Linked DNA regions of Homo sapiens: region 1 is linked to region 2. A link is a contact called in ENCODE Hi-C or POLR2A ChIA-PET data. All regions are on one chromosome and are shown on one strand. Each heading gives the region's core, a stretch centred on a gene start or an enhancer-like site at or near the end of the contact. The rest is flanking DNA. Distances are from core to core; before and after follow the strand shown.

What was found. Hi-C counts contacts between places; a loop is a spot of excess contacts on that map. ChIA-PET counts read pairs that join two places held with the same protein, here RNA polymerase II (POLR2A). Pooled maps may share reads with other maps.
Region 1: a loop to region 2 is called in a map of naive thymus-derived CD4-positive, alpha-beta T cell, with 29 times the contacts of the local background. The contact joins the promoter of ZBTB8OS here to the promoter of TAF12-DT in region 2. A Hi-C loop is called at or near these places in 1 of 168 maps with a recorded cell type or tissue (naive thymus-derived CD4-positive, alpha-beta T cell) and 7 of 50 pooled maps. POLR2A ChIA-PET finds 5 or more read pairs at or near these places in 3 of 52 experiments (CD4-positive, alpha-beta T cell, H1 and activated CD4-positive, alpha-beta T cell).

The regions. Positions count from the first base shown.
Region 1 is chr1:32,648,601-32,651,799 of GRCh38, reverse strand. It overlaps ZBTB8OS (zinc finger and BTB domain containing 8 opposite strand), which reads left to right and starts at 1,250. Exons shown (of 7, transcript NM_178547.5): 1 at 1,250-1,367. The coding sequence starts at 1,271. It overlaps RBBP4 (RB binding protein 4, chromatin remodeling factor), which reads right to left and starts at 592. Exons shown (of 12, transcript NM_005610.3): 1 at 478-592. The coding sequence starts at 493. RefSeq lists enhancers at 1-43, 204-792, 793-1,380, 2,514-2,653 and a silencer at 344-913.
Region 2 is chr1:28,641,675-28,645,257 of GRCh38, reverse strand. TAF12-DT (TAF12 divergent transcript) reads right to left here and starts at 2,002. Exons shown (of 2, transcript NR_146730.1): 1 at 1,495-2,002. It overlaps TAF12 (TATA-box binding protein associated factor 12), which reads left to right and starts at 2,191. Exons shown (of 6, transcript NM_005644.4): 1 at 2,191-2,266. RefSeq lists an enhancer at 1-139 and a silencer at 347-641.

The sequences.
Region 1 (3,199 bases), core at 1-2,500, 4.0 Mb before region 2:
AAATCCCCACGGCAGAGGCATCCACACTCTCCACTTTCGCGGCGCCGAAACTCCTCGGGCCATCCCCGCCAAACACTCCGTTACCCGTTCCAGGCCAAGGGGCCAGCCAGGCCTTCGGAGCACGCTCGTGCGCGCCGAAACTCACAAGCCCGACGAGGAGGCCCGAGCTCCGAGCCTTGTGGGTAGGAAGCGGTGTCCCCACGCTCGGGACAGAGGCCGAGAAACCGATATCGGAGGCAGGAAGAGAAACAAACACTGGCCGGGGGCCCCACCGCTGGCTTCGCCAGCTGCGACCGAAATCGGTCCCAGGGAACTGGCGAGCCGTTAGCACGCCCCGCGGGGAGTTCCCTCTTCACGCCTTCAGTACCGGGGACTGCACTCGGCAAACTCGGGCCTGCCCTCACTGTTAGGCCATGTCGAGGCCGCGGCTCAGCCCAGGCACCCACTGCCCTCCTGGGTCGGCCCCGGCACCCTCACCTTCCTTGTCGGCCATGGCGGGCAGGCGAGCCGGGGGAATCCTGGGGTCGAGCGTTGCGGGAGGGGCGGGGAGGCTGCAAGAGCTCGCTCTGTGCGCGCGGCCTCTATTGTTTCCTGCGCCCCCAGCGCGAGGGCTGACTCGCGCACCTTCGCGCCAACATCAGCCAATGGGAGCGCTCCTAATGGCGGGATGGGCGGGGAAGCCGCGTTCGCGACCAATCCAGACGCGCGGAGTAGCTTTCCGCGGGGACCGAGGCGCGCGCTCCGCCCCTCCCCCCACGCCTCCCCGAGCCGACTTCCAGCGATTGCGCGCGCCGGCGTTGACGGGACTGCGCCCGGTCAGGGTCACGTGAGAGAGGTTTGGTCCGCACACTCCCGCGGCAAGAGGGCAGCCATTTTCTTGAAGGCTATTAAGCTTACGACCCTTTCAGAGTACTGAGATGAAAAATCTAGAATGCCTTCGGGTCTAGTTATCAATTTTGGGGGTGAAGCGGGGGAAAGAACCTCGCCAGTCAGACCCAGACGGGTTTCATTCAAGGTGCCCTTCAACGTTTTTCCTTAGTCTTTGGAAAGAACTAGTAATGAAGGAATCGCAGAAGATGGGGTTTTGGCTTTTTAAATATGCGATCCAAGCGGCAGGGTAGGGACTAAAGTAGGTCAACAGCCAACTCCGAGAAAGGAGTGTGGTCCTTTAAGGGTGTGCGCCAAGGGGCGGAGTCTAGAGCGGAAGTAGTAACTCCGGGCCGAAGTCCGGTGGATGAAGGGCGGAAGTAGAGTGTCTAATCCTGCAGTCATGGCGCAGGAAGAGGAAGATGTTAGAGATTACAATTTGACTGAAGAACAGAAGGCGATCAAGGCCAAGTATCCGCCAGTCAATAGGAAGTACGAGTGTGAGTAGGTGGCTTACTTCTCTCTTTACATGTAAGCACACAGGCATCCCCTCTCCTTACCCGCGGCTTCCTGCTGCTCTTTCTACTGTGCCCCATGGGTACTTCAGGCATGATCCCATTTGTGCCGGCTGTTGTAGTCGCGTTCGTACTTCTCCTGGGGATGCTGAAGGAAAAAGCCACCTGGTTTAATAGTCGCGAAACCTGGCCTCCCTCATTTACAGTCTCTTGAACTTCTTCCACATGTGCCTAATCACATTTATCTTCGTAAATTCTAAAGATAACCATATTTTCAGGCGTTTGCAGGGTTGTTACCCCCATGTATTTCCCAACGGTGAGATTAGAGTGTGCGAGGTTAGAGGACTCGGAAAGCTAATTAGGGGATTTCTAACTTGATGTTTCACCTCGATCATATTAGCAAAAAACCTGGTTTTGCCATTTATGATTGTGATTTTTAAAAATGATTATTTTAGGCCGGGCTCGGTGGCTGAGGCCTGTGATCCCAGCACTTTGGGAGGCCGAGGCGGGCGGATCACCTGAGGTCGGAAGTTCGAGATCAGCCTGACCAACATGGAAAAACCCCGTCTCTACTAAAAATACAAAATTAGCTGGGCGTGGTGGAGCATGTCTGTAATCCCAGCTACTCGGGAGACTGAGGCAGGAGAATCGCTTGAACCCGGGAGGCGGAGGTTGCGGTGAGCCGAGATCGCCCCATTGCACTCCAGCCTGGGCAACGAGCGAAACTCTGTCTCAAAAAAAAAAAAAAATGTGTGTGTGTGTGTGTGTGTGTGTGTGTGTGTGTTTTTAGAGATGGGGTCTCGCTCTGTCGTCCAGGCTGGAGTGCAATGGAGCGATCATAGCCCGCGCTGCAGTGCCCAGCTGGTTTTGCCATTTATTCGCTTAGTGACTTTAGGCAAATCACATAACCTATCTTTGTCTCTTAAATTCTATATTAAACGTTAAGCTGTCATCCCTAAAGGTAGCTGTGGTTTGGGGAGCACAAATCTGACTTTTATTTATCTGCTTAAAATCTTTCATTAATTTCTCATTGTCCTCTCTGTAAAATCTACTTATTTACCATAGTATTCTAGGCAATGTGCTTTCTGGAGCTGGCATACCTCCTAGCATATCCCCTTCTCTCACTTAAAAACAATTTTAAAATATTATAGGCCGTTTGCGGTGGCTCACACTTATAATCCCAGCACTTTGCGAGACTGACGTGGGTGGATCACCTGAGGTCAGGAGTTCCAGACCAGCCTGGCCAACATGGTGAAACCCCGTCTCTACTAAAAATACAAAAATTAGCTGCGCATGATGGTGGGCGCCTGTAATCCCAGCTACTCGGGAGGCTGAGGCAGGAGAATTGCTTGAACCCAGGAGGGTGGAGGCTGCAGTGAGCCGAGATCACACCACTGCACTCCAGCCTGGGCAACAGAGTGAGACTGTCTCAAAAAAAAAAAAAAAAAAAAAAAGGCCTGGTGCTGTGGCTCACGCCTGTAATCCCAGCACTTTGGGAGGTTGAGGCGGGTGGATCACCTGAGGTCAGGAGCTTGAGATCAGCCTGGCCTGGCCAACATGGTGAAACCCCATCTCTACTAAAAATACAAAAATTAGCTAGGCATGGTGGTGGGTGCCTGTAATCCCAGCTGCTTGGGCGGCTGAGGCAGGAGAATCGCTTGAACCTGGGAGGCGGAGGTTGCAGTGAGCCGAGATTGCACCACTGCACTCCAGCCTGGGCGACAGAGCCAGACTCCATCTCAAAAAAAAATTATTTTTAATAGGTCATATATATTGATTTGAAATTCAGAAAGTGTAACATAGGCAGTGAAAAGTAA
Region 2 (3,583 bases), core at 753-3,252:
CGAGACCATCCTGGCTAACATGGTGAAACCCCATCTCTACTAAAAATACAAAAAATTAGCCGGGCGCGGTGGCGGGCGCCTGTAGTCCCAGCTACTTGGGAGGCTGAGGCAGGAGAATGGCATGAACCTGGGAGGCGGAACTTGCAGTGAGCCGAGATAGCTCCACTGCAGTCCGGCCTGGGTGAAACAGCGAGACTCCGTCTCAAAAAAAAAAAAAAGAAAATTCATCTACTTGGGAAGCTGAGGTGGAGGAGGATCGCTTGAACACAGGAGTTTGAGGCTGTAGTGAACTATGATTGTGCCACTGCACTCTAGCCCTGGTGACAGAGTGAGACCCTGTATCATTTAACAATCGCCATAATTTCACCGTTCTTCCAACACCTTCCCATTGCATACTGAATATAATCTCAAGTCCCCATCATAGTCTAGGCTAAAAGGTCCAGACTATAACAAACCCCTGCCTACCTCTCCAAACTCATTGTCTTTCCCGGTTACCAAAGCTCCAGCCACCTTGGCCATCTTGGTCCTTGAGTAAGTGTTTTCCTTACTGAAGACCATGGCTCAGGCCATCAGCCAGCTAGATAAGTCTGGCTTATTCCAGTATTCTCTTCTATCACCCTTTTGTGCAGTTGCTAATGGTCTGTTTCCCACTCTAGGTTGCAAACTTTCTAAGGACAGAGATCATCCGTCTTAGCCACCAGTTATGTACTCAGCACATAGCAAAAGGCTTGTCACACAATGAGACTCAAACACTTGTCAAATGAACGTATATACATTCAACCTGGGTCTTAAAAAAGATGTATAGGCATTCAACAACAAAAAGTGGTATGCCGGACCCTAAAAAGAATGGAGAGCAGTGGCAAGGAAATAAGGCTAGGAATACAGCTTAGAGCCCAATGTTCATGAGGACTTGAATCTGAGAATTTGGATTGGGTGGCAGTGTAGAGGGTGGACTGGGAACGTGGTAGGATGAGGATTAGGAAGATATAAAGACAGGGCAGGATGCCGCACCAATCTGGGCACCTCTTCCTAATTTCTATGTGGCTCACTCTGGCCTGTCACAGCTCTTTATACAATTTTTGGTGTGTTTGTGGGTTCTTCTCCATCTTACTGTGAACCTTACAGATGCTGGAATTGGGTCTTACTTGCATGCCTAACATTCCAGCATACAGTAAAAAATAACAGCTGTTCTCTTTTTTTTTTTTTTGAGACAGAGTCTCGCTCTGTCGCCCAGGCTGGAGTGCAGTGGCGCGATCTCGGCTCACTGCAACCTCCGCCCCTCCAGGTTTAAGCAGTTCTCTGCGTCAGCCTCCGGAGTAGCTGCGATTACAGGCGCATGCCACCACGCCCGGCTAATTTTTTGTATTTTTAGTAGAGACGGGGTTTCACCATCTTGGCCAGACTGGTCTTGAACTCTTGACCTCGTGATCCACCCTCCTCGGCCTCCCAAAGTGCTGGGATTACAGGCGTGAGCCACATAACAGCAGTTCTCACCAAGCATCTGACAGCCGAAAAACTGAAAGCATTAGAGAATGCTACAGGACAGGCTTTGGCTTAGTAGTGAGTTCTGAGTTCAAGCTGAGGCTCTGCACTTATTAGCTAGAACTTTGCTTAATCTCTCACAGGTCTCCTCTAAATGATTAAATGGCGTAACGGAGGTAAGCGGATTAGCACAATTCCCGGCAAACAGTAAGCACTCAATTGTTACTACTGAATTGCCAGTTCACAGGCACAACCAACCGATCTCTCTCATCTCCTGGTTCCTCTGTTGCCAACTTCCTCGTTGAGGTCCAACAGGATACCTGTGGGGTAATGTGTCCCAGATGATATCCCAGTCCTGACACCAAGACAAAGGCACCAACCAAAAATGGCGACCTCAAAGCCATCCGAGGGCGTCAATTACCCGTCATGCTACCGATAGATAAATAAGCAGCGTCGGGAAGAAAAGCTAGTGAAGGATTCTTAACGCCGGGTTGGAATACGCAGAGCTCGCTCATGCTGCCACTCAACCACAAGCAGTTAAAAGCGCAAGCTGCAGGGTGTACCTACACACAGCTCAATATCGCCACCACGTGTCGGAGGGCAGTCTGCGCCTGCGCAAGCGAGGCGCGCGCCCGCCGGCCGGAAGAGCCGCGCGTTTCCGGGTTGGAGGCGGGGAGCGGTGCCGGAAGTAGTCGGGGAGGGCCGCGCAGTCGGACCGGCTGCTGAGACGAACGCTTCACTGGGGCAGTCTCTGCATATCATGGGGAGATAGACGCTGCTGCCTGTGAGTCTTGGGCCCTGGCAGTTGAGGAACAAGAGCGGGAGGAGGGAGTCAGGACCCAGACCTACAGTGGGTCAGTGTTCGAAGGACCAGGTTGTGGACGAGACGGGGCTGTGAGGATTCAGGCTCTTGGGAAGGGACTGACTGAGAGGATCAGGCTCGGAGAAGACGCGGCTGTGGGGACCCGGGCTCTAAGACGGGACTTAGGGAACGGGGACGGATGCGAGTTCTCCGGCATCTGAGGGAAAGTGGTCTGAGAGGAGCAGGATTATGAGGACCCGCACTCCTACGAGGAAAGGGTCAGAAAGGAACGGGGCGTGAAGACACAGGCTCCGGAGAGGTAAAAGTGGAGCGGTGAGGACTTGGGCTCCTAAGAGGCAGAAGCGGGACAGTGAAGACCCGGGCTCCTAAGGATTCAGAAACGGGGCAGCGAAGACTTAGGTTCCTGAGGGGCAGAAGCAGACAGAGAAAACTTGAGTTTGGAAGGGAACAGAAGCGGGCAGTGAAGACTGGGGCTTCTTTGGGGACGGGATCCGGGCTTTGAGACTCCGAGTTCCTGAGTCTCGGAACAGGGCTGTGAGTACCCAAGCTCCTAAAAGCCTTGGATCTAAGGGACCATGGATATGAGATCAGCCTACAAAGTAAAGGGAAAGGGTTTGGAAAAGATTTAGTGATCCATTTTTTCACAGTATTCCCTGAACCCAGAGAGATAAAGGACGTATTCAGGGGAAGACAACTTCTCCTTCGCACTGCCTACTTGGCTCTTGGCAAGCTTTTCTTGTGTCAGATACTCAATCTAGGAAGCCCATATGCAAACATCTTCATTTTCTGCTTCATTCTTGGGAATCAGATGTGAAGTTGAAAACAGTTGGAACTCAGTTATGTACTTGATAAGTGCTTTAAATCCCATTCCACTCAACCCTGAATGAGCACAGATCTCTGCATCTCAAATAAAAGAATGTCAGTGATGGAAGAGTCCCAAAAGATCATCTTTTAAAAACTCCTATTTTACATTTAAGAAGGCTAAGGTTCAAAGAGGCTTAGGATTACAGTGAGGCAATGGTTAGTTAGATCATAATTTTAATACAGTACCCTTCTGTGCGTAGCAAATGAGATGCTTGGTTAATGTTCCTTAAATGCTTCTAGAATCTTTGCTTTATCTTCAAACTCAGGAGGGAATTTTTTTTTTTTTTTTTTTTTTGAGACAGGTTCTCTCTCTGTCGCCCAGTCTGAAGTGCAGCGGCTCAGTCTTGGCCCCGTGCACCTCCAACCTCCTAGGCTCAAGCAGTCTTCCCACCTATACCTCCTGAGTAGCTGGAA